2 separate regions of the Homo sapiens genome follow, and region 2 is linked to region 1. Evidence: chromatin loops called from intact Hi-C (ENCODE). Cell type or tissue: CD4-positive, alpha-beta T cell. All regions are shown on one strand. Each heading gives the region's core, and the rest is flanking DNA. Links, peaks and the distances in the headings are about the cores only.

The links. A loop is a pair of places that touch in the nucleus more often than their neighbours do. Peaks named below come from ENCODE experiments on the same cell type or tissue, not always from the same donor. Only the 100,000 strongest peaks of a DNase experiment are listed, where the experiment ranks them.
Region 2: it touches region 1 in a loop (2.1-fold over the local background); 4 of 110 quality-filtered maps call a loop at or near these places.

The regions. Positions count from the first base shown.
Region 1 is chr6:11,724,812-11,735,407 of GRCh38, forward strand. The region is part of intron 4 of ADTRP (androgen dependent TFPI regulating protein); the gene reads right to left. It overlaps LOC124901258 (a long non-coding RNA gene), which reads left to right and starts at 2,354. Exons shown (of 2, transcript XR_007059452.1): 1 at 2,354-2,603; 2 at 5,247-6,436. RefSeq lists enhancers at 4,723-4,892, 7,277-7,576, 7,857-7,946 and a cis regulatory region at 4,808. In CD4-positive, alpha-beta T cell, for the core only: no CTCF peak of the experiment used is centred there; DNase peaks (open chromatin) are centred at 3,780, 4,520, 6,060 and 7,500; H3K4me3 peaks cover 2,750 bases; H3K27ac peaks cover 3,444 bases.
Region 2 is chr6:12,068,444-12,081,479 of GRCh38, forward strand. The region is part of intron 2 of HIVEP1 (HIVEP zinc finger 1); the gene reads left to right. Among named protein-coding and RNA genes, the nearest start is that of HIVEP1, 63 kb to the left of the region's middle. In CD4-positive, alpha-beta T cell, for the core only: CTCF peaks have their summits at 6,933 and 7,133; DNase peaks (open chromatin) are centred at 6,688 and 6,928.

The sequences.
Region 1 (10,596 bases), core at 97-8,096:
TAACACATGTAAAAGACACAGAACAGTGCTTGGCACATTGTAATATTTGACAAGAGTTCAAAAGCTTCCATCTCCACTGAGGGATGGCACAATGGGAGTGCTCTCAGAAAGCCTTCTTTGAAGCTGCTGATCTCTTGTAGCAATTAGGATAGGCCAGGTTATGCTTCAAAAACAATATTTAAATTTGAATATCCCACGTTGTCAAAGGAATTCAGATGGAAGAATGAAATTCTGTGCTTAAACTTTCAGAAACCCAAGGGTGATCTCTGTCATTTCAAATACTTGAAGTTTGTTAAATGGTTTGTGGAAGAGTCAAGGGCTATATTCAGGACCGGGAGTAGGGTGAAGCAAGAGAGGCCCTAGGGTGTAAAACTTAAGGGATCATCTCTGCAACAAAGGACACAATAAACAGTGTGAAAAGGCAATCCATGGAATGGGAAACAATATTTCTAATCATATCTCTAATAAGGGGTTAATATCCAAAATATGTAAAATATTCCTGTAACTCAACAATAACAAAAAACCCAAATAACTCAATTAAAAATGGACAAAGGACTTGAATAGACCTTTTACAGAGAAGATACATAAAAGGCCAACAAATGCATGAAAGGATGTTCAACATCACTAATAACTAGAAGAAATGCAAATCAAAATGACAGTGAGATATTGTCTTACACTCATTAGGATGGATACTATATTTTTTTTAAAAAGACAAGATAACAAGTGTTAGTAAGGACATAGAGAAATTGGAACCCTTGTTCATTGTTGGTAGGAATGGAAGATGGTACATCTGCCTTGGAAAACTATATGGTGGTTCTCCCCAAAATTAAAATAGAATTACCATCTGATCCAGCAATTCCACTTCTGGGTACACACCCAAAAGAACTGAAAACATGGCTAACATGGTGAAACCCCATCTCTACTAAATATACAAAAAATTAGCCAGGCGTGGTGGCAGGTGCCTGTAGTCCCAGCTACTTGGGAGGCTGAGGGCAGGAGAATGGCATGAACCTGGGAGGCAGAGCTTGCAGTGATTGGAGATCGCGCCACTGCACTCCAGCCTGGGCGAGAGAATGAGACTCTATCTCAAAAAAAAAAAAAAAAGGAATTGAAAACAGGGATCTGAAGAGATATTTGTACACCCATGTTTATAGCAGCATTATTCACAATAGCCTGAAGGTGGAATCTCCCCAAGTGCCCACTGATAGATGAATGGATAAATAAAATGTGGCTTATACATAGGCATTAAGAAGGAAGAACATTCTGACACATGCTACCACACAGATCAACTTTGAAGACATGGTAAGTGAAATAAACCAGTCGTAAAAGGACAAATACTGTATAATTCCATTTATATGAGAAACCTAGAATGTCAGATTCATAGAGGGAGAAAGTAGAATGGTGCTTGCCATGTGGTTGCGGGAGGAGGCAGCGGGGAATGCTATCTATGGTTTCAATATGGTTTGTTTGTTCGTACCAAAACTCATGTTGAAATTTGGTCCTGCGTGTGTTGGTGTTGGGAGGGGGAGCCTAGTGGGAGGTGTTCGGGTCATGGGGTTGGATCTCCTAAGAATGGTTTGATGCTGTTCTTGTGATAGTAAGCTCTAGAAATGGATTTTTTCTATGAGAATGGGTTGTTATAAATCTAGGGTGCCCCTCAGGTTTTGCCCTTTTCACACGTGTCCATTTCCCCTTTGATCTTCTCCACCACATTGTGAGGCAGCAGTAAGGCCCTTGTCGGCAGCCAGGGCCATGCCCTTGAACTTCTCAGCCTGCAGAATATGAACTAAATAAACCTCTTTTCAATCTCTGATATCCTTTTATAGCAACACAAAATGGACTGAGCCAGGGAGTTATTGTTTAACGGGTAGACTTTCAGTTTGGGAAGATGTAAAAGTTCTGGAGATGGATGGTGGTGATGGATGCACAACAAGGTAAATGTACAAAATGCTACAGAGCTTAAAAATGATCAAAATGGTAAATCACTTAAAATCGTTAAAGTTGTAAATATTGTGTACCTTTTACCACAATTTAAATGTATCTAAGGAGGTGTCAATTTTAGGGTCATATAAATGTAGGGTTGGCATTTAGTTCCTCGCCTGGGCCCTGCTGGTATCACTCTGCTTTCCCAAACTTGTCTGGATGTTCCTCCCAGATTGAGAATGAGGTGACTAGAACAAACAATAATTATCATCATTGTTACTAATATTAGAATTCTTTTTCTTTTTTTAGATGGAGTCTCACTCTGTTGCTCAGGCTGGAGTGCAGTGGTGCAATCTCGGCTCACTGCAAGCTCCGCTTCCTGGGTTCAGCGATTCTCCTGCCTCACCCTCCCGAGTAGCTGGGTTTACAGGCGTGCGCCACCATGCCCAGCTAATTTTTGTATTTTTTGTAAAGACAGGGTTTCACCATGTTGGTCAGGATGGTCTCAAACTCCTGACCTTGTGATCCGCCCACCTCAGCCTCCCAAAGTGCTGGGATTACAAGCATGAGCCACCATGGCCAGCCTAGAGTTCTTTAAGATATGCGTTCCATGGATGCATTACAGGATGCCCACAGTGATTCTTACCTGCATGGCTACTTCTCATGGCAGGACAAAGAAGGTATATGGCATAGAAAATAAACAGTTTCAAGTAGATAGGGCTAGGAGTTTGGAGTCAGTGAGGAGCTCTGAATGTACTCCAAAAAGTTGCATCACTTAGTTCACTTTGTTTACTTTATATAGTTGAAATTAGGGCTTCTGAATTCCCATGCACATTTATGTAAGATAGTCTATAAATAAGGACATCCCCCCAGAGGCTTGGAAAATTTCTGTTTACTTCATGTTTGTTTCCTTCAGCATAAGGCTTGTAAAAGAAAGTTCCCGAGGTAAGCTAATGAATTGTGTACTTTCACAGATAAAGTGTAAGGAAAGTTATAGGTGTGGTACCTGACAGTAGGAAAATTAACAGAGATACAGAGTATGAGGCAAGATGATAGTAATTTACCAAGGGTACTCAGCAGAGAGGCGTGAATGAGGACAGAGTCACACTGTTAGTTGACATCACTTCTTTATGGCTTGCCTGAATATGAGGGGAAGGTGGGAAGAGAGAGGGGAAAGAAGAAGGAAGGAAGGAAGGAAGGACGGAAAGAAGGAAGGAAGGGAGGCAGGGAGGGAGGGAGGTAGGTAGGGAGGGAGGGAGGGAGGGAGGGAGGGAACTTTGCATTCAACATGTCTTCTATTTCAGCCAATGTCAGCCCTCCATTCAATCTTGCCCCCAAGTTTGATCCCATGAAATCATATCTATACTAAACTTCCTTCTAAATGTTTCTTCAGCGCACACATTTCACAATCTTCCTTCAGCCTCCTTCATTCCATTTGGGTTTCTGTCATTGTCTACCAACTAGGCTTTCTTGCTCCTTTCAACCCACTTCCCCTATTGCAAGCCATCAGTAATCCGGTAATCTTCCTAAAAGCGAGCTCTGTCCACAGCCCTCCCCTGCCTGCAGTGAATCCCAGGATCCCAGCTGCTTACCTGGCCTGGCCATGCCCCGCTTCCATCTGGAGATCTGCAGTCCATCCATATTGAACCCCTTTGTTTCTTGAGTGAACTGAGCGCTGCAGTTTCTTGGCTTTCACACCTGCTGTTGTCTTCACTGGGTACACCTCTGACCTTTTTGTTTCCTGGAACCTACTTCTCTTTGCCCTGTGTCTGGCTGAATCTTACTCACGCTTCAAATCTCAGCTTAAAAGTCTATTTCTCTAGAAAAGATTTCCTGAAGCTCTCTCCCCCAACCCTGATTCGGGTAAATGCTTACGCCAGGTGCTTCCTCCACCCTGGAACTTACCTTTGTTACTTATTTGATTGTTTTTCTCACTAGCTTGAAAGCTCTGCAGGGGCAGGGACTGTCTCTGTCAGGCACATTTATTTGCCAAGTGCCCAAAATGCAGCAGGTTCTTTGAATTTTGAAATGAATGGCTGTGTTGGGTGGCTCTGTAGGACACTGCTATGGACGGCTCTCAGTCGCCTGACTCACCAAGACCACCACAGGCTCTGGAAATTTGGAAATGTACCCAGTGGCCTTTCAAGTTTTGGTTAATCTCACTTTACTAATACTTTGAAGAGGCCAATGACGTTGCCCCTCAGTTCAAAGAGCAATTTCACATCTTTCTTGAGCCATCTGCTACGTGAACCTCTGTGAGTTGGACTGGGTGGGCACCAAATGGCAGCCAAAAATTAATCTTTTAGGGTCTCCTTATCCTAAATCTTAGAGCATTATAATGGCTGTCAAGAAATTCATAACTTCTGCGTCTTATCAGTAGAGAAATACCGACGTCTGTGGGTGGCAGATAAACAGATAACGGAGTTTTGTGGGCTTTGGGCATATAATTCTTTCTTTCGGTGTTAACCCTCAGGTCACGTCTTTCCAGCCCAGGAGAATAAATCAAACAGAAAGAGTCAGGAGAAACTGCAAGGCTAGAGTGTTAGTCAAATAGTTTACCTAGATGTTGAGGTGTCGGCAGTGATGAGAGTCATTGGGGTGGCAACCTCATCACGGCATTTAGAGCTGTTGCCCAACCCCTCCCTGAGACACCCCCTTCCAGTTTGAAGCCTCTCTGCCTTCAGGGCCCATGGTTTTCTAACTTCCTGCCCTTCTACTACCTGGTAATTCCTTGCTACCTTTGCTGCTCCTTCCCCCTCCTGTCCCTGAGAGGAGGGCCTTTCCCTGGTGTTTGCTTCTTACTTATCTTCCCTCTCTCCTCTCTCTCTTTCCAGCAATCTTGTCACTCCACGAGGGTTCAACTAGCTGCATCTCCTCAGCCCCATCTTTCTTGAGACTGCAGGGTCTGAATTTCTGAATGGAAATTCCTCCAGGCAGGTGATTCTCAATCTTGTCTCAAAATTAGAATTGACTTGAGGGCCTTAAAAATTCCAATGCTGAGGGCATATCCTGAACCAATTAAACCAGAGTATTTTTGAAATGAGACCTAGATATGGGATATTAAACTGACTGTTTTACTTATACCCAAGACGATTACTTTCACAATTCATTTTCATCTATCAATGGAATCACCATTTTTCTTGTCTACTAACTTAAAATTTTTAGAATTATCCTAATTTTTCCTTTTCATTTGTGTGGTACATGTCAATCAATCCATAAAACCTATTCTGTTGTTTCAACAATGTGTCTCAGGCATGTCTCTCATTTCTGATTCTACAGTTTTACTCTCTTCATGCCGTTATTATTTCTGATTTCTGTTACAGGCATTTTGGTTGAATAAGAACTAAGGTTTGAACAGGAAAGATGAGAAGAGCAGGAGATGAGATACCCTCTCCTCTCCTAGTCCTCCACCTCCATCCCTCTTCAGTTTGGATCCTGGCTGGGCTGGACCCCGCATGTTGACAACAAGGATGTGTTGTGTGGCATCTTTTTAATTAATTTTCATATATGAATTTACAGGTAGGGTAAGGATTTCTTCTGTGGAAAATGGTGCTGAGATTCCAATCCCTGCTGAGTTGAGGTTATAAAGCTATGGTTGACCTGGATGATCTCAGTTGAAGGTCATATTTTGGAAACGGTAACAGTGGCTCTGGTAGGGAGTTCACAACATGGTTGGTTCTGAGCAGGACCAACCATGTGTTAGGGAAAATATTTATTCAATAGAAAAATGAATAAAAACCAGAAAGAGAAGAAGAGAATTGCTGATTCTGGAAATGGCAAGGTGGCTGGTCCTGGAACTCAGCTTAGTCCACCCCTTGGCAGTTTTTAATGTATTCTCAGGGTAAGATGTGTACATGTATTTGTAAATGAGGCATGAATTTAAAGAACTGTTACTTCTGGGAACCCAGGAAGCTTTGCTGAGGGATCTTACCCTGGAGAGCACAGTATAAAAGAAAGTAATTCTCTCTCTTGCCTCATAGCAACTACTTTGGGGAAGGGACTTTACAAACATCTGCCCCAAGGCTGGGTGACAGCTGCATATCTGTGCAGTGTTTGTACGGGGCATGCAATACTTTACACACTAGCAGGGACACCTGCAGCATCAGTAGGTTTCTGGTCTACCAAGAGCAGTGTGATGATGCACTCCAGGCCAGCTGGGGTGGTTGCTGTGGCGAGTAACATTGTTAATTCTACCAACACAGGGGGCTGATGGGTAAATGACACTGTTGGCATCAGCAGTGGGCATGGTGTGCTAACCCTTAACACTGTGCCAGGTGGGGATGTTGGACCCAGTGGGGATTACAGTTTTGCTATCTGTGTGTAAGAACAATGCTCAGAACAGTGTGCAGCATGGGTTGTGCAGTGCACGACAGGGGCATGTGTGAGCACTCAGCAGATTATTGGAACTCCTTGGAAAACTGGACCAAGACCTCCAAGGCAGAAGGGTGCTTGGGGATATCACTGGAACTGTGAAATAACCATACATAAAAACTAAGACATTGTGATCAAAGTACATAATGTGCTGGCTAGTTTTTATTTTTATATTGGTTTATATTTTATTTTGTTTCCCATCTCTTGTCACTCCAACTTATTTGAAGCACTATTGTCAAGAATGACATTTTAAAGCATAATTTGCTGGCCAAGTTACAAATACTGCTCACCCTTGCTTCCACTCCAAACAAACAAACAAACAACAGCAACAACAAATGCTCCCATTTTCTATACTATGTCCAACATCCTCTAGTCTGCCATCTGCAAGCCTTCATGAGTGGGTAGTTCCAGGGATATTTCTCATTAGTCTCTTTCACAAACAGGTCCAGCAAAGAGAATTACTGACCCTTGCTCTCACGCTTTCTGCACTCTCCTGGCCTTGGGACTGTGCTCCTTTTGTTTACCTTCTCTCATTTTTTCTAGCTCCAATCCTGCCGGTCCTTCAGGGCTCAGATCCAATGCATGCCTTCCACAGTGCCCTTCCCACACCGCTCAGCTGGATGCAAACTCTTCCTTTTCTGTGGCTCCTTGTGTTTTTTTTATGAGGTTTTACCACTTTCCATCTTCTGCACTTATAATTTGTATGCATGGGTCATCTCCACTTATTAAGGATAAACCCCCTGCAGGCTGAAGCTTGGCCTGATATAACATTGCTTTTCTGGGCAGGACCAACCATGTGTTAGGGAAAATATTTATTCAATAAAAGAAAGAATAAAAACCAGCAGAAGGAACATTTCTATTTTTTTGCTCCTCACCACTGCCTCAGGGAGAACTAGGTGAGGTGTTTTGGGGTAGGAGAGAAGGGAGAAATAAGTGAGCTACCATATTTAAAGGTGACTAATGCTTTCCAAAGGAAATGAAAGCTTTGCAGTCATTACTATTTTGCAAAGCTTTATTTTCCCACTTAGGGGAGAGCTCTTCAATTTTGCAATCTGAAAAATAACTAAAAGCAACCACCACATGTAAGGCGGTCCCCACGGTCTCAGGAACTATTTTTAGGTCATTTGAACATGGTTTCGGCGGTGAAATGCTTCTCCAGCTCAGCTTCAGTGCCGTTTTCCTGACTCATGTTCGTTTCTCACGCTCCCTCTGGCCCGAGCCCATGCTCTTTACCTCATTCGTGTTATGCCATTTCCCCATTTGACTGTCCAAACTGGCACATCTGACAGTGGGCCCATAGCCACTTCCCTAAAACGTCTCCATGGGTGTCTGCAGTTTGTAGAACTTCATGGCCATCTGTGGCTGTGAGGAGCCAGGGGCCCTGGAAACTGCGTAAGGGTGGGGTTGGCAGGCACCAAAGAGTCTGAGCTCCTCTAACCAGGGCGTGAGCAGAAATAGAGATGCTTCCATCAACAGGATCACATCAAACACCCTCCTTTAAGTGTCTATATTTGATTTGTTCTAGCAAAAATGGGGCTTAGTGGACCAAATACCAACTTAGCATTTTTCATGAAGGACGAAATCCCAAACCACCTCAGCTCCCCACTGGGCACTGGGGCTCACCCAGTCACGTTCCTGCTGGTGACAGGTCTCCATCCCTTCCCTCCACTCCCTTCATTACCAGTACTTTAATGTCTAATCCAAGCACATAGAGCTGGGAACAACACGTGAAAGATTTCAAAGTGCAGAGCTAGGTCAAGCTTTGTGCATGCCCATCCATCCAGCATTTAGCTGAATGGTTTTGCACACACTGGGAATTGAACAAATACCTGGCCATGTAAACACAGTGGAAAGACAACTGGATTTGGAGAGAGGAGACCTCAGTTTTAGTTGGCTCAAGTACCAGCTTTGCATCTCTACCCCACCTCTGCCATATGACCATGGGCATGTCATCTACCCTACTGGAGATTTAGTTTTCCAATGCTAAGTCATCTCTAAGTCACCTCCCATTGTTCACACTCTCTGATTTTATTTGTGGATTGACTGATGTTATCATCAGTTGGCTAACATCAACTCCCCTGAGTTACCAGCAATGCCACCAACTGGTCTACCTGTCTTGTTCCTCTTCAGTCTAATGTCCACACTTCAGCCAGAATCATCTTTCTAATCAGCTTTCTTACATAAACCACATCATTTCATTCCTCTGATTATAACACTTTTCTACAGAAAAGCACTTGGTTTAAAAGTCCAAACGCACTAATGTGGATTTACGACCTGGCTTTACCCTGTCCTCCAATTCAGCCATACCCTCAGCTCCTCCAGCCCTTTGCAGATGCTGTTTTTTCTGCCTGAAGGTCTTTTCCATGTCTCTTTTGACCTATTCTTATTCATTCCTTGGGCCTCAGCTTAGACAGTGCTTCCCTTTAAGAAGCCAGTCCTGCACATCTCTCTGTGTGCCCATAGCATCCTGGGCTTATGCCTATTACAGTCCTATCACCCTGTCTCCCACTGTCTGTTATGCTCCTCTTTCCCGGACAGCCTCTAAAGGTAGCAGGTTTCCTGAACTTCACTGTATCCTCCATATTTTAGCACAGTGCCTGGCGCTGGTGAACCACTGAATGGATAACGATGCACTTGTACCTGGCTCCCATCCTGTGGCATTTCTTTCTCCAACATCCTAATTACCTGCATCATGGGGACACCCGCCCAGGTACTGACAAACCAACCTCCTGGCCTCTACTACTCATTTTTATAGCCACTACAATTTTCCCCAATAACAGCAGTGGCCTTAGGTGCTTTTCATCTTCTTCATCCCCAAAAAGGAAAAGAAAAACAAGGGTCAGATATGTGAACTGAAAATCAACTTACAAGTCCTTAGGTAGAAGACATTAGTAAGTAAAAGGTAATAACATATATATGAACTACCAGATTTACACTTGGCAATAAAAGAGTAAGTTAAAGACCACCAAAAAAAATACAGCATACAAATTCATGTGTATAATCAGCTAGATTCCACTTTGCTTCTCTTCAACACATGCAAGAACAACAACAACAAAATCTTTATGTGTCTATACTCTTACCCCAATCCAGGTCCCAGATACTCTGTCTTTAGGGATATATTCCTTTGTATTAAGCCAGATATGGCAAACACATAGCATATATCTTACCACTGTCCATTGTCATGCTATTGAAAGTCATTGCCAAATAATCACACAACTTTTTCTTGGTAATGCCTCAGAATCCTTTTCAACAGAGTGCTCCAGACATCAACTATCAGTAGGACCCAAGCTTAAGCCTCGTTCTCTGAAATTCCCTTTGTTAAAATGTAAAGGCTTCAGAGGCTGAAGAACAATATAGAGCACTGGAGTCTGGGGGTAGATTTATTGAGCAAGTGCTTTCTTTAAGATGGGAGAAGAAAGATTTGGGTACTCAGGGAAAGAGGGGCACAGAAAGGTGGGAGGGGTAGACACCACAAAAGGGAAGGAAGGGCTAGGGAGAAAACAGCAGATGAGGTCTGGGCACCAAGTTTATTTGCTCTAAGACAGAGGCTGGTCGAGTCCATAAAACAGGCACTGCTAGAGCCCATGTTCTTTGGAATGCACTCTCTCTCTCTCTCTCTGCGCTTCCATCCCTGACAGAGCACTGAACTGAACTAAACTTCCCCGCATATAGGGATCGGAGGGTTGTCCAGATTGTCACACATGAATAGCTTGTGTGAGTCTAGAGAAGGAACACTGATTAGCTTCCAATCTGCAGGTCTTGTGTTCAGCAAGCCTCTTTCTTTCAGAAGGAACAAAAGCATGGTGCTAGATGAGAAGGTTATAGAATGGAAGAAAAGTTTCCCACTCACTGGGTGAAAGGCCAAGCACGTTCCCTTGATTATAGACTATTGGGCAGCGTTTCTGAAAATGAGTATTGCCAGGTGGTTGAATGACGAAATCTAGGCCAGCTACAGAAATCATCTCCCATGCAATTGCCCAAATGCCTTCTAGGAGCTCTGATGCCAGCTGCTGATGCAAATAAGCCCATAATGAAACAGGCAACAGGAGTGGACAAACCTAGCATGCTCTGCCCACTAAATGACTTTTCAGGTAGAATGTAGTTAGATGCCTCAGATCCCTCAGCCATTCAAGCATGTTCATTGAAGATAGAACCAAGGAGCAACATTTTCTTGGGAAAGCAAGATGAGTGGCTTTGCAATGATTAATTCTTCACGAGAGAGAGAGGGGAAGTTGTGACTTGCTGTGTATGTGTGTGCACACCTGCATGTTTCTGTGCTTGGGAGGTTTCCATGAGCATTAA
Region 2 (13,036 bases), core at 2,214-10,213, 350 kb after region 1:
GTAAAGAATCATGTTTTGTAATACTTATAATAGTATTATTGTCAGTTAGATGATGTTAAAATATTCTTAATTTGGAAGGAGGAAACAGGCATCAAATAAATTGGAAGTATGGAATAATGTATTGAGTTTAAGGGAGAATACTTAAGAATCTGACAGTATGCGTATATATTCATATATGTGCACACGTATTTGTGAAGATATATGTGTAAATCGTCACACATATATGTAATATGTGTATTAAGCATATAAGCAAGCAGGCACTTATATACTTTCAGGGAATTGAGACACCCAAGTTTGTTTTTTATTTGGCTGTCCATATTTACACATATGTTCATATATATTATACATACCTGTGTATTTAAATGAGTAAATAATATATCTTTAATATGAGTAATACATGAACTTAAATCAACTAATACAGAAGCATATACAATAAAAAATTGGTGTTTTCTCCCTTTACTTGCCTCTGCTCTTTATCCTTATTATCAGCCTTACCAATTTCTTGTCACTTTCCCCAGAAATGCAGCTATGATAATATTATTCTTTAAAACATGTGTGCACATACACAAAAATTGACTTATGTAATGTACAAAGTCATTAATCATTTAACAATGGGATACATTCTGAGAAATGTGTCGTTAGGTGATTTCCTCATTGGTCATTGTGCAAACACCATGGGGTGTACTTACACAAACCTAGATGGTACAGCCAACTACACACGTAGCCTATATGGTATAGCCTATCGCTCCTAGGTTACAAACCTGCACAGCATGTTCATTTACTGAATACTGTAGGCAATTACAGCACAGTGGTATTTGTGTATCTAAACAGAAAAGGTATAGTATAAAAGATAAAAAATTCATACAACCTGTATAGGACACTTACCATGAATAGAGCTTGAAGGACTGGAAGTTTCTCTGGGTTGAGTCAGTGAGTGGGTGGTGAGTGGATGGGGAGGCCTAGGACATTACTGCACGCTACTGTAGACTTTATAAATGCTGTATACTTAGGATATACTCAATTTTTTAAAAAATTGTGTTAGTACGCATATTCTCACTCATAGGTGGGAATTGAACGATGAGAACATATGGACACAGGAAGGGGAACATCACACTCTGGGGACTGTTCTGGGGTGGGGGGAGGGGGGAGGGATAGCATTGGGAGATATACCTAATGCTAGATGACGAGTTAGTGGGTGCAGCGCACCAGCATGGCAAATGTATACATATGTAACTAACCTGCACATTGTGCACATGTACCCTAAAACTTAAAGTATAATAATAATAAATAAATAAATAAAAAGAAAAAAATTGTGTTAGTAATAAATTAACTGTAGCTTACTGTAACTTTATAACCTTTTAATTTTTAACTTTTTGACTCTTCTATGATAACATCTAGCTTAAAGCAAACACATCGTATAGCTGTACAAAAATATTTTTTATATTCTTATTCTATAAGTTTTTTTCTATTTTTAGAATTATTATTTTTTACTTTTTTAACTTTGTTATTAAGAACTAAGACACACACACACACATTAGCCTAGCCCTGCACAGACTCAGGCTCATCAGTATCATTGTCTTCCATCTCTACATCTTGTCCCACGGAAGGTCTTCAGGGGCAGTGACACATATGGAGCTGTCATTTCCCATGAGAACAGTGCTTCTTCTGGAATCCCTCCTGAAGGATCTGCCTGAGGCTATTTTACTATTAACTTTTTTTAAAAATGAGTAGAAGGAGTACAGTCTAAAATGACAATAAAGTATAGTAAATACATAAACCAGTCATATAGTCATTTACTATCATTATCAAGCATTATGTATTGTACATAATTGCATGTTCTGTATTTGTATATGACTGGCAGTGCAGTGGGTTTGTTTACACCAGCATCACCACAAATACGTGATGACTGTGTTGCATTATGATGTAGAAAGCCCAAATATCACTAGGCAATATGGATTTTTCGGCCGGGTGCGGTGGCTCATGCCTGTAATCTCAGCACTTTGGGAGGCCGAGGCGGGTAGATCACTTGGGGTTAGGAGTTCGAGACCAGTGCGTGGCCAACATGGTGCAACCCTGCCTCTACTAAAAAGAATTTTTCAACTCCTTTATAATCTTGTGAGACTACCATCGTACATTTAGTCTGTTGTTAACTGAAATGTCATTATGGAATGCTTGACTGGATACTAATATGAAAGTCTATTATTTAAAAAATTTAGGATTCTCATACTCTAAAAAGTCACTATCCATATTTCTACAGTTTGAACTTAAATTGAAAGTTAAAGCTCTACCAGTAGGAAAACACCAGCTAGTGACCTGACCATTTATAAAATTTGGCTCCACTCAACCGCCTCCATGATTTTAGGTTACCGTTTATTTCCCATCCATCTGATCAGTATCTTTATCAGTTTCTTGCTGATTTTTAATTTTCTCACTCATAGTAATTTTATTTACATAGTATGCATTTGAAATAGAATGAGAACAAAGCACTCCCAATTTTCTCTAGTGACCAAACATGATAAAACACAAACCAGGATCTATTAAAGTAAATGAGAACTCGAGACTCTGAATTACAAATCAGAATCAGTAGGTCCTGACTTCATCAGTCTATAGTGTTCTGTTCCAGCATTCTTTTGAAGCATCTCTCTTGGAATAAGCCCCCACCCCTTAGTCTCATGTTCCAAATTCATTGTTATGTGTACACATTGACTTCTCATCCCTAATAGACCATTTCTGTTTCTTCATTTGTTCATGTAGTAGTTAACCTGTTGATTCCAGACACTTCCCTCGGTTATGTGTGTAAATTGTGCAAGCCACTGGATGTGCAGTGCTGAAAGTGGGTCACCTCCTTGATAGTGGGGGGCTGGCATTGCCATACCTCCTGCCCCCCAGCCAGAGCCCTCTGTGCCTTGTGAGAGACTCTGATCGCTCTCCTGATATACTAACTCTTCACCACTCTCCTCTCACCTTGTGTATTTACTTTCTGACTCACACCATTGTTCCCCAAATATTGTCTTCCTTTTCCTATTTATACCCTTCTTCATGTTCTTTCCTCAAAGAAGTGTTTCCTGTCAACCCTCACAGTTTGCCAGTATTCAACAGGTTGAAAGAGAACAAATTATTAATTTTTTAAGAAGCACTTTAAACAGAAGGTGCTTTCAGTTTTTCAAAAGATTTTCATAGCTGATAACATACTTGCTATTTGCTGTGTATGTTAGAAAATAGATTGGGAGCAAACCATCTATTTTATTTCAGTTTTGTGTTATTAAAAAATAATCATTTCAGCCTAGTGTTTTAAGGCTTTTCAGAAATAATGTGAAATAATTTAATATTACTAAGATTTAGGGTTGTATGAGTTCATATTTATGGGATGGCCTTGGGCTTGAGGGCATTTTTAGATGAGTTAATTTTTTGTAATCTGTTTTATTTATACATATACTGTAAATGCTTTAATTCATTGTTATTTTTGCTTTAAACAATTATCTTTTGAAGAACTAAAGAAAAAGATATAGTCTTACATTTGCCTCTGTCTTTTTCTTCTTATAAATTGGGATTTGGCAACCTTTTTTTGTAAGGCACAAGATAGTAAATATTACAGATTTTGTGGACCTCATAGTCTGCAGTCTTTGTCACATATTCTTCTTCTTTTTTTTTTTTTATTAAATAAATAATGCATGGGCACTACAGAAACAGCGATAGGCTGAAGTTGGCCTGTGGACCATGGTGCTCTGTCCCCTGCTATGGTGCTTATTTCCATCTGTTGTCATTTTCCATCAGCCTGAATCAGCCCCTTTTAGCATTGCTTATAATATTGGCAAGAAATTGTCTCAACTTTTTTCTAAAAATATCATCACTTTGCTTTACTTTCAAAGGGTAATTTGGCTAGATATAGAATTCTAGTTAGACATTTTTAAATCCTGTTGCCTCGCTGCTTCTCCCTCCCCTTCCCCTCTCCCACTTCGTGCCCCTCCCTTTCCTCATCTCTATTCCTGTTTTAATCTGCTGGTTTGCTGTGATAGGTCTATGTGTAGTATCCTTTAGAGTCATCTTCCCTGGGTTCACCGAGCCTCCTGGATCTGCAGGCTGATATTTTCAGTCAAGTTTGGGGAATATTCTTCTATTCCCTTTTTCCAGCTCTCTCTTCTGGAGCTTTCGTTGCATCTGTGTTAGATTACATGATATGATTCCACAGTTTGTTCATTTTTTTCAGGCTTTTCTCTGTATGCGTTGGTTGGATAATTTTTGTTGACTTGTCTTCAAGTTCGTGACTCCTTTCCTAACGGCAGTGCCCTGTCTGCTGTTATTCTCATCCAGTGAATTTTTATTTCAGCTATTGTACTTTTCTGTTCTAGTATTTCCATTCTTTTTAGAGTTTCTATATCTCTTCTGAAATCTTCTACTCTTCATTCATTCTTTACCCATCTTTTTTCTGTAAATTATTTCCTATATATTATAGTTATTTTACATCCCTTGTCTGCTGATTCCAACATCTTTGTCTTGTGTAGTTCTTATTCTTTTTACTGCTTTCTCTGTGTGTCACATTTTTGTGATTTGCGTGCCTAATAATTTTTAATCACATAGAGAACAATGTGGATATGTTTTAGAGGCTCTCTATTGTCATCTGCATCTGAAGATTATCATGTGTTTTCTAGCAGGCAGTTAAATTACTATCAGATTATTTCATAGACTGGTGGAGGCTTGCTTTGAGGCCTTTTAGAGTAGGTCTGTTGAGTTGCCCGTAGTCTGAAGTTTCAGTGGAAATAGAAGATGTTTGCTTGGCTACTCTATCCCTGGCAGGACTTGAGTTCCTAGCTCCTTGTCCCCCATATTGAGTCACTGCTGATACTTTGCTCAGTTCTTCCAGTCTTCCTTTGGGTGGCTTTACTTTGGGTTCCTTGTCTTCTACACAAGCAGTTCAAAAGACAGCCAAGGATTTGAGGGTTTGTTATTAGATTCTAGACTCCCTCCTCTGAGTCTCCCTCTTTTCTGGGATTTCCGCTCACTGTACCTACCTCCTCCCAATTTCCAGCTGCCCCAGACCCCATCTCTGTGTCCTCCAGCTCAGTAATACTGCTTCCTGCCTCACTGTTCCTAGGGGACTGGCCGTTGCCCTGGGGGAAAGACCATTTAAATGTGGCCTCACCTCCTTCGCATCTCAGCCTTTAAGGGTCAACACATCTAGTTTCTGCCAGCTCTTGGTCACTCTCCAGCACTTTCATTAAAAATATATATTTTCTCTACATTTTTATTGTTATTAGAAGGAGGGTTAGTCTCATATAGGCTATTCTGCCATTACCAGAAGCCTGAGTCCTAAGTGAGTAGATATTAAAATCTTGGGGAACCTTTGCCATCCAGATTTTCATCATGTTAAAGGATTAAGACACTCTGGGAAGCCTCCTGAGCTGGCAGGCGGAAAAATAAGATGGTGCTGGGATCCTTTTGGTTGGTGAATTTGAGTGCCCCCGGTTGGCTGGCAGGGTTTGTGGGTGAGCTGGTGAGAGGTCCCTGCACCACACACTCCCCACCTCACTACTGCTGGGAACAAAAGTAGATTGATTGGAGTGGGTGTGCACCATGAGAGCTGTACATCACTGTTCTTTCTTCCTTGTGCATTTGTAGAAATTGCATTGTTTACTGTATGTTATAGGTACTTATGCATGAAAACATTTTATTTGATTAAAATATTTTCATCTCCACTAAAGCTTAGGTTCTAAAATGGGGGATACTGCCTTACTCAAAAGTTGGCACATGGCCGATTCTAAAGATGATGTGAGTGTCCTATGCCAAGCACAATGCCTGATGCACCGATACCAGTGATTTTTTCTTTCCTGTCTACTCTCTTCCACTCTATGATAGTTGTTAAAAATAATTGGATTGGGAAATTAAGAAAAGGAAAGATTATATACCTACTTTTTAAACTTATTTTTCCGTATGGCAAAATAAGAATAGTGTGTACTAGTAAGAGCTATATTACTATATTATTTGGGGAGAAATTTAACAACTGAAAAAAATGAAAATGAGCAGAAAAGTTAGTGTTCAATAGCACCATAAAAATGTATCTTTGAATCCTCATTCACAGTGCAAGAATAATGATAGTGTAGTGTAGGTCTGTAGCAGGGGTTCTTGACATGGATTTAGGGGTCTCCATAGATCGCTGCAGTCCTTAATTGTATGAAAAAGTGTGTGTGTGTGTGTGTGTGTGTGCGCGCGCGTGCATGTCCTTGTCTCTCTTTCTGAGAGAGGCTGTACGCTGGTCATGAGATTTTTTTTTTTATAGAGATCTTTTGAAGTTTTATTCTTTTTAAAAAATTATCACTTTTTTAATAGAAAAAGTGATGGATCAGTATTGGAGTAGGATTATGAAGATGTAATTTATAAAGATAGAAAGAATGTATCCATGTTTTCTTATGTCTTTTCATGTTTGATAGTATGTATGTATACATACACAAACATGAAAAATAACCTGGAAACTAATGTGGTAATATGTTAACAGTGGCAAATTGGGATAGTTGAAATACTTTCTTCTTGTATTAGATATCGTTTAAATTTCAAAAACCAAAGTTAAATCTCACAAGTTAATTAGTTCAAACAGAAAAGACAGTAAAAAAAGTACAGTGAAACCTGTGTCTTTCTCACACCGCCCCTTTCCTCAGGGCTGACTGCAGCAGTGACTTGTGTATCCTTTCATGCACACGCACAGGCACGTAGACACGTGCATGACACAGATGGAAGTGTACCATGTACATTGCTCTGCTCCTTGGGTTTGGCGTTTTAGATTTTGTATCTTGAAGGCTTTCCAATTTTCAGATTCTTAAAGGGGAGGTCTTTGACCCTATCTCCCAATCCCCTCGAAAGGAATGAAGAACTTTGGATGTCTAGAAATTGTTTTCTATTCTGTTATCCTTTTCAGCTTTGGTGTGTGCAAACCTGACTCCTAGTGGTAGTTCAGAAATTATTTCCTTTCCTTTGGGCTCAGATGATTTTTAGGGGCAGTGACCTTTTGAATGCCCACTCTGCGCTGGCCTTTAGCTGCTTCACCTCACTCGTCTTGCACTGTCACATGTCATTTCTTGTTTATTATTACTAACACTACAACAACACGTGTTGAGTTTGGTAATCTTTCAGTTTTTAAAAAATTTCAGATTGGGCCTTTTTTTTTTTTCTAAACTTCATTATGGAAGTTTTAAAATGATTACAAAATAGAATAGTGTAATAAGCCTCCATTTACCTATCGTTCAGCTTCAGTAACTAACAGCTGGTAGCCAGTCTGGTTGCATTTACTACTCTGGCTACTTCCACCCTCCCACATTGCTTTAAAGCTAACCTTGGGGATATCATCTCATTCCTATGTTTTCATTATATAAGCTCCAAACGATAAGGGATATCTTTTCATGTCATCACAATACCTTTGTGAAACAAACAAAAATAAAGAAGAGTAATTTCCTTAATAATATGGTCAAATATCCTGTCAGTATTTGAATTTCCAGTTGTCCCCAGTAGTGTAATTTTTTAAACATTTCGTTAGAATGAGGGCAAATAAGCTCCACCTGTTTTATAAGTTGATGTATCTTTTGTATTCTTTTGATCTGTGGGTACCCTTTCCAATTCTCTTCTTGCTTTTTTTGCAGGTTATTTTTGAAAGGAACTGAGTTGTTTGTCTTATAGCTTTTTTACCATTGGTCTTTGTTTTTTCAAACAGTCAAATATAGAAATATGCTTCATTAAAGAATATTAACTGATTGCTTTTAAGTTTTTAGATATTCTTTCAATATCAGATTATATTTGAATATACATTTGTTGCCTAACATATCTCTGTTTATGGCTTTGACTTGTATGGGTTACTAATTAAGCACATGTTTATTGATTTGAAGTAGGGTATACTTTTTGAAATAAAAACTCACAAGAAAAAATAGTTCAAAATCAGATAAAATTACTTTGAAAACATCTTAGAGAGAGAGATGCTGTTTTAGTCTGTTTGTGCTTGCTGTAACAAAACACCTGAGACTGGATAATTTATAAAGGAACAGAAATTTCTTTTTCACAGTTCTGGGGGCTGGGATTCCAAGATCAAGGTGGCAGCACTGGTGAGGGCCCTCTTGCTGTGTCTTCACATGGAGGAAGGCAGAAGGTTAAGAGAAGGACAAACCCTGTGTCCTCACATGGCTGAAGAGCGGAAGAGAGTAAACCCACTCCTGCAGTCCTTTTTTATATCAGCATAGGTCCATCATGAGGGTGGAGCCTTCATGACCTAAACACCGCCCAGTAGACCCTGCCTCCCATTGCTGTTGCATTGTGGATTAAGTTTCCAACACATGCATTTTGGAGGGGACAAAAACATCGAGACCACAGCAGACAGCCATATCAGTGCAACAGGTAGTGAGTGAATTTGTCTGCCAAATTTCTGATTGGGGCTGAAGGAAAGAGAATTCTTGTTTCACTTTTAATTAGAATATAGTCAGCTACTTAACGTTACATGAGAGAGGCCTTTTCAGAGTCTCTGTGATGTGAGCATAGATTACCTAGAGTAAGTTTTCCGTAGAGGTGGATCTTGCTGGAGGGATGATGTATATCAAATAGGAAGCCAGGGCCCTAAACTACAACTTACAAAGCCCCAGGAGGAGCCCAGAAACTTCTCTTACTGACAGAGTTTTCTTCCTAAGTGAATTATCTGAAGCATTGTGAACCCGAGTCATATGCAGTGAGGCCTCAATTATAACTGGATTATGTAACAAAAATTCAGTTTTAAATCTGTGGTTTGGTGCCCAGACCACATTTGCCCTTAGTAATAATGTGTCATATCAGATTAGGTTTTCAGCATAGCCTGCAAAAGGTATTTAATTTGCGATGTACCTGACTATTGTCACTGGCAATACAGAGCTCATCCTGCTAACGTCATCCCTGGTGGCGATGCCATTGTGTCCAGAGGGACGCTTTGTTCAGGGTTACATTCAAGACTCCAGGTGGGTGCTCTAGTGCCATGGGATCCTGGACAGGAGCTCTGAAGTCCTTGGCGTCCTTGTCATAAGTCATCTGCACTTGTCATCTTTCGTAGGCATGTGATGGGGAAGTGAGAGCTTCCTGAAGTAAGGAGCCTTCTCAGGGAATGTGTGAAACTTACAAGGGGAAGATGGGGCTGGAGATCCACCAGCTGAAGGTGCCAACACAGTGATGATAAGTCCGGTGTCTGGGGCTGGAAGGTCTTAAGTCTTAGCTGTTGGTTTGGTCGTTGGGTCTATAGTAGAAAACTGAAGCATCAGTATATTATTTATCTCAAATTGACATCTAATTCTGTTGAGACTTCTAGAAGAAATGTAATGGCATTCTTCCCTTTCTCATCTTCTGTGCCTCTCAGTCTCCCTCTTCTTACTCAAGAGGGGGTTGGACAGTTATTTTCACTGTTTCTTTTCTGCTACTCCCACATTTTAAATCTTCATCCTTTCCTTTTTCTCTTAGAGAGTATGGATGTGTTTGTATCTGTAGTAATTTGAGATCACAGAATGCGATGGAGTACCATCTTGAAAAGAGGCTATATCTTGCTTGCTGTTGTATTTCCCCCACAGAGAATTACCAATTCTGGAAAGGATTACAAAAGAAGAGGACATTGTTTAGGTAAGAAGATGGTGAAGAAGAATGCATATGGCAAGTTAATGGGACAGTTGTGAATAGTGACTGTAGGATTAATATCTGACAGGCAGGTCTGTTGATCTCAATACTCCTAGAGAAGGGATGTGAAAGATGCCAAGCAAAGCATTGACTCAGCTATAATAGCTAAAAAACATAGTCACTAATTGACAACTTAGCATTTAAGAACGTCTGAAAGAATAGTCTCGGTGGTCTGTGTTTCGTTTGACTTGGTCCGCATTGTCAGGCTTGGTGCTGCCCCGTCTCTGTTGCTCAGATCCTCTGCCCCAGTACCAGTAGACCAAGCTTTTCTCAGAATGTGTCTTGTTCCAACAGAACCAGAAATCTGAAATATCAGAAAGGATTTGCTCCAACACATAGTACAGTTCTCATGGTTCCTGGTCTGCAGTGAGCTAAATGCACAAGGCCCAGGAAGGGGAGCGGCTCGGATTTGGAGAGGCAGTCAGAGTTCACTACACTTAGTGGCTTAGTTTCTGTGTTTTTGCCCCAGGTAATAGCAGCACCTTGTATCTGAGTCCTCCTTAAAAAAAAAAAAAATACATACATATATATACACACACACACACACATACATATATATACATATATATACACACACTATACACACATATAAACATATATATAAACACACACACACATATATATATACTTTTAACATTTGTTATAGGGGAAAATGGATGTAATTATTTGCTGACAAGGGGTGGGGTAGTGGCCTGCCTGAAAAGCTGGAGGAGCATGCCAGTGAGTTTGTTTTGTTTTTTTTAAGTCTTTGAGATCCTGGGTCTCTCCCAACCATCCGTAAATCTGCATCCTTAGCCCCAAATTCAGGGTGTGGATGCATGTGCCCGTGTGTGTGCGTGCGTGTATGCGTGTGCATGTGTGAATCCATACTGGATTAGTAGCCCAAGTTCAGTGGACCCTGGCGTGTAGCCTCTCAGGGTGAGAATACTGTCTTGTTCTTGCTCTCCCACCATGGTTACGATGACTACCTCCTTCCATTCGCTACATCAGAAATCATCCAGTGGGAAGAGGAAACCAATGTTGTCATACTCTAATAATTATATCCATCCCACAGTGGGCAACATATTTTGTTGTGATTATTAGAAAACTATATTATTAGAAATATGTATTGGAAAGCTTATCAATTTTCAACATCTTTATAACAATAGTTTATATATTTAAATAGTTTTTGTATCTTCAAGCATTAAATTTTCAGCTGGGAAATTATGTTCTAGTTTAGGGCTGACAGTAATAATTATTAGATCTATTTTTGGTTTAATACCTATTAAAAATATAGGCTCTGGCTTTGGATTTTAGAGGTATAATTTAATTAGACATTCTTAGCCATGAAGTGCACATTGAACTTTTCCTTCCTTATCTTCCTCAGTATCCACTAACATCAGCAGCAGCTTTGATAAGGCAGACAGATGCTGCTGCTGCCCCTGGTACTTGATAAAATATTGCTTCGAAGAGCTGGCTGATAAGACTTTTCTCCCTTAACTACTTGCATTTTATACAATTTTGAATCTTGACCAGATAATATCTGTAATTTAGAGAACATTGATTTGCAAGGTTGGCCGCATGTTGGAATCACCTGGGAAACTTTTTAAAAGGCTGATTTAATTGGAGTGGGGTGCAGCCTGAGTATCAAGATTTTTAAATGACTAATATTAGGTGAATCAAATATGCAGCAATTATTTAACAACTCTGTAATAGAAATTAATACAACAAATTTGATTCTTGTCCATGGAAATGCAAATTGTGCCTGGTGAAGATGCAATTGATTATTGCCCTGTGGATGTTGATTATTTTCACATAATTAAGCAAATTTATTTTGACATTCCTGATGGCATCTATCTATCTATCTATCTATCTATCTATCTATCTATCTATCTATATCTGGTCTTTGAATTCTCCTTTGAATGAGTTATAGTGTCTTGCTGTTTTATTAATAAATGAGTTAAATCTTTAAAAATATGCAGCAAAAGTTGGGTTTTACTGTTTTAGGGGATGTAGAAAGGGTCATCAAAGCAGGAGCTAAAAGAGTGGCACTAAGAGAATCATCCTTGGGCTAAGTTGATTTGACACCTGTCTAAAGAAGGTGCTTTTGGACTTTTAGCTCGGCCCCTCACCTGGGCTCCTGTGGGCTCTGAAATAGTGTGAGGTTTTCGGAAGGAGACTTTGGGAGTTTGCTTTTATTTTTACTTCTTAGGGAATGTGTGCTCAACCATAAAAGACAGTGGTCTTCCTAGCATCTTCTATGGGTAAAAACATATTTAGTATAAGGGGGAACTTCTTTCCCCCACTATTAAAAGTGCAGTTTAAGGGTGGTGGTCTCACAAGGCTGCCAAATGAAACCAGGTGATTGATATATACTGTATGTATAAATAATTAGATATGTTAAGAGACAAAATAATGTAAAATCCTTAGAAGGCTCAGTGTAACACATTTGTTGTGTGTCTGTGTACATTTTGTTATTTTCATGGTCTGTTTTGATATCAAGATGGTTTTCATAAAGAAGAAACAACATTTAGTTGATCTATGATCTTAAAGTACAGTGGACCTCATATCTACTTTTCTCTTTGAACTTTTAAAAGTTTTTTTCTGTATCACAATGGAAACATGCTTTCTGAAAAGGATAAGTGAAGAGTTTTGCAAAGGGCAGACCATAAAAGTGTAGCAAGATGAGGCATTTCACATTTTAAATTTTATTATAGAATGTTTTGTTCCTAATCACCTTTGCTATTCCACAGCTCATTATCACACTAGGGTAGACATTGTTCATGTCCATTTAACTTTTATCTCTACTCTACTTTGTCCATAACCACTCTGGATCTTCTAAAAACCCTTGAACCATTACCTATAAATTAATTAAAACCTGCAGCTCCCTCTATCTCTGGGCGCTCTGACTTCCAGCTCCCCCCTCCTATTCAGCCATCTGCTCTTGGTACCTGTGTCACTCTTCACACTGCCTTTCTAGCCTCTATCCATCCTGTATATTTGGTCCATCAGATGAACTCCTCTCTAGCACCTTCATCTCACTGAATTTTCTGTCTTTCCTCCTGGAAATATCCAAACGTGGCATCCCTTCTCCACTTCTTCATCCGAGTTGCCAAGCTTTGTAAGAGTAGATGAAACCGCTGTGCAGATTGGAGACACCAAAAATGCATGGATTTCCACATTCACAGATTGCCTAGTTCCTGTTCAGCAGTGCTTTTGTCCTCACACTTGGTTGGCTCCTGCGTTCCCATCAGTCACTTTGCCATGTTTTTACTAGTCTCTGTAGCCCCTTACACACTCACTAAACTCCTTTTTCTTTGTAGACAGCGATGTCTCTTACCTCAATACAGTGGAGGCAGTTGGATATGAATTGCCTTAAATTCATCCTTTCCACTAG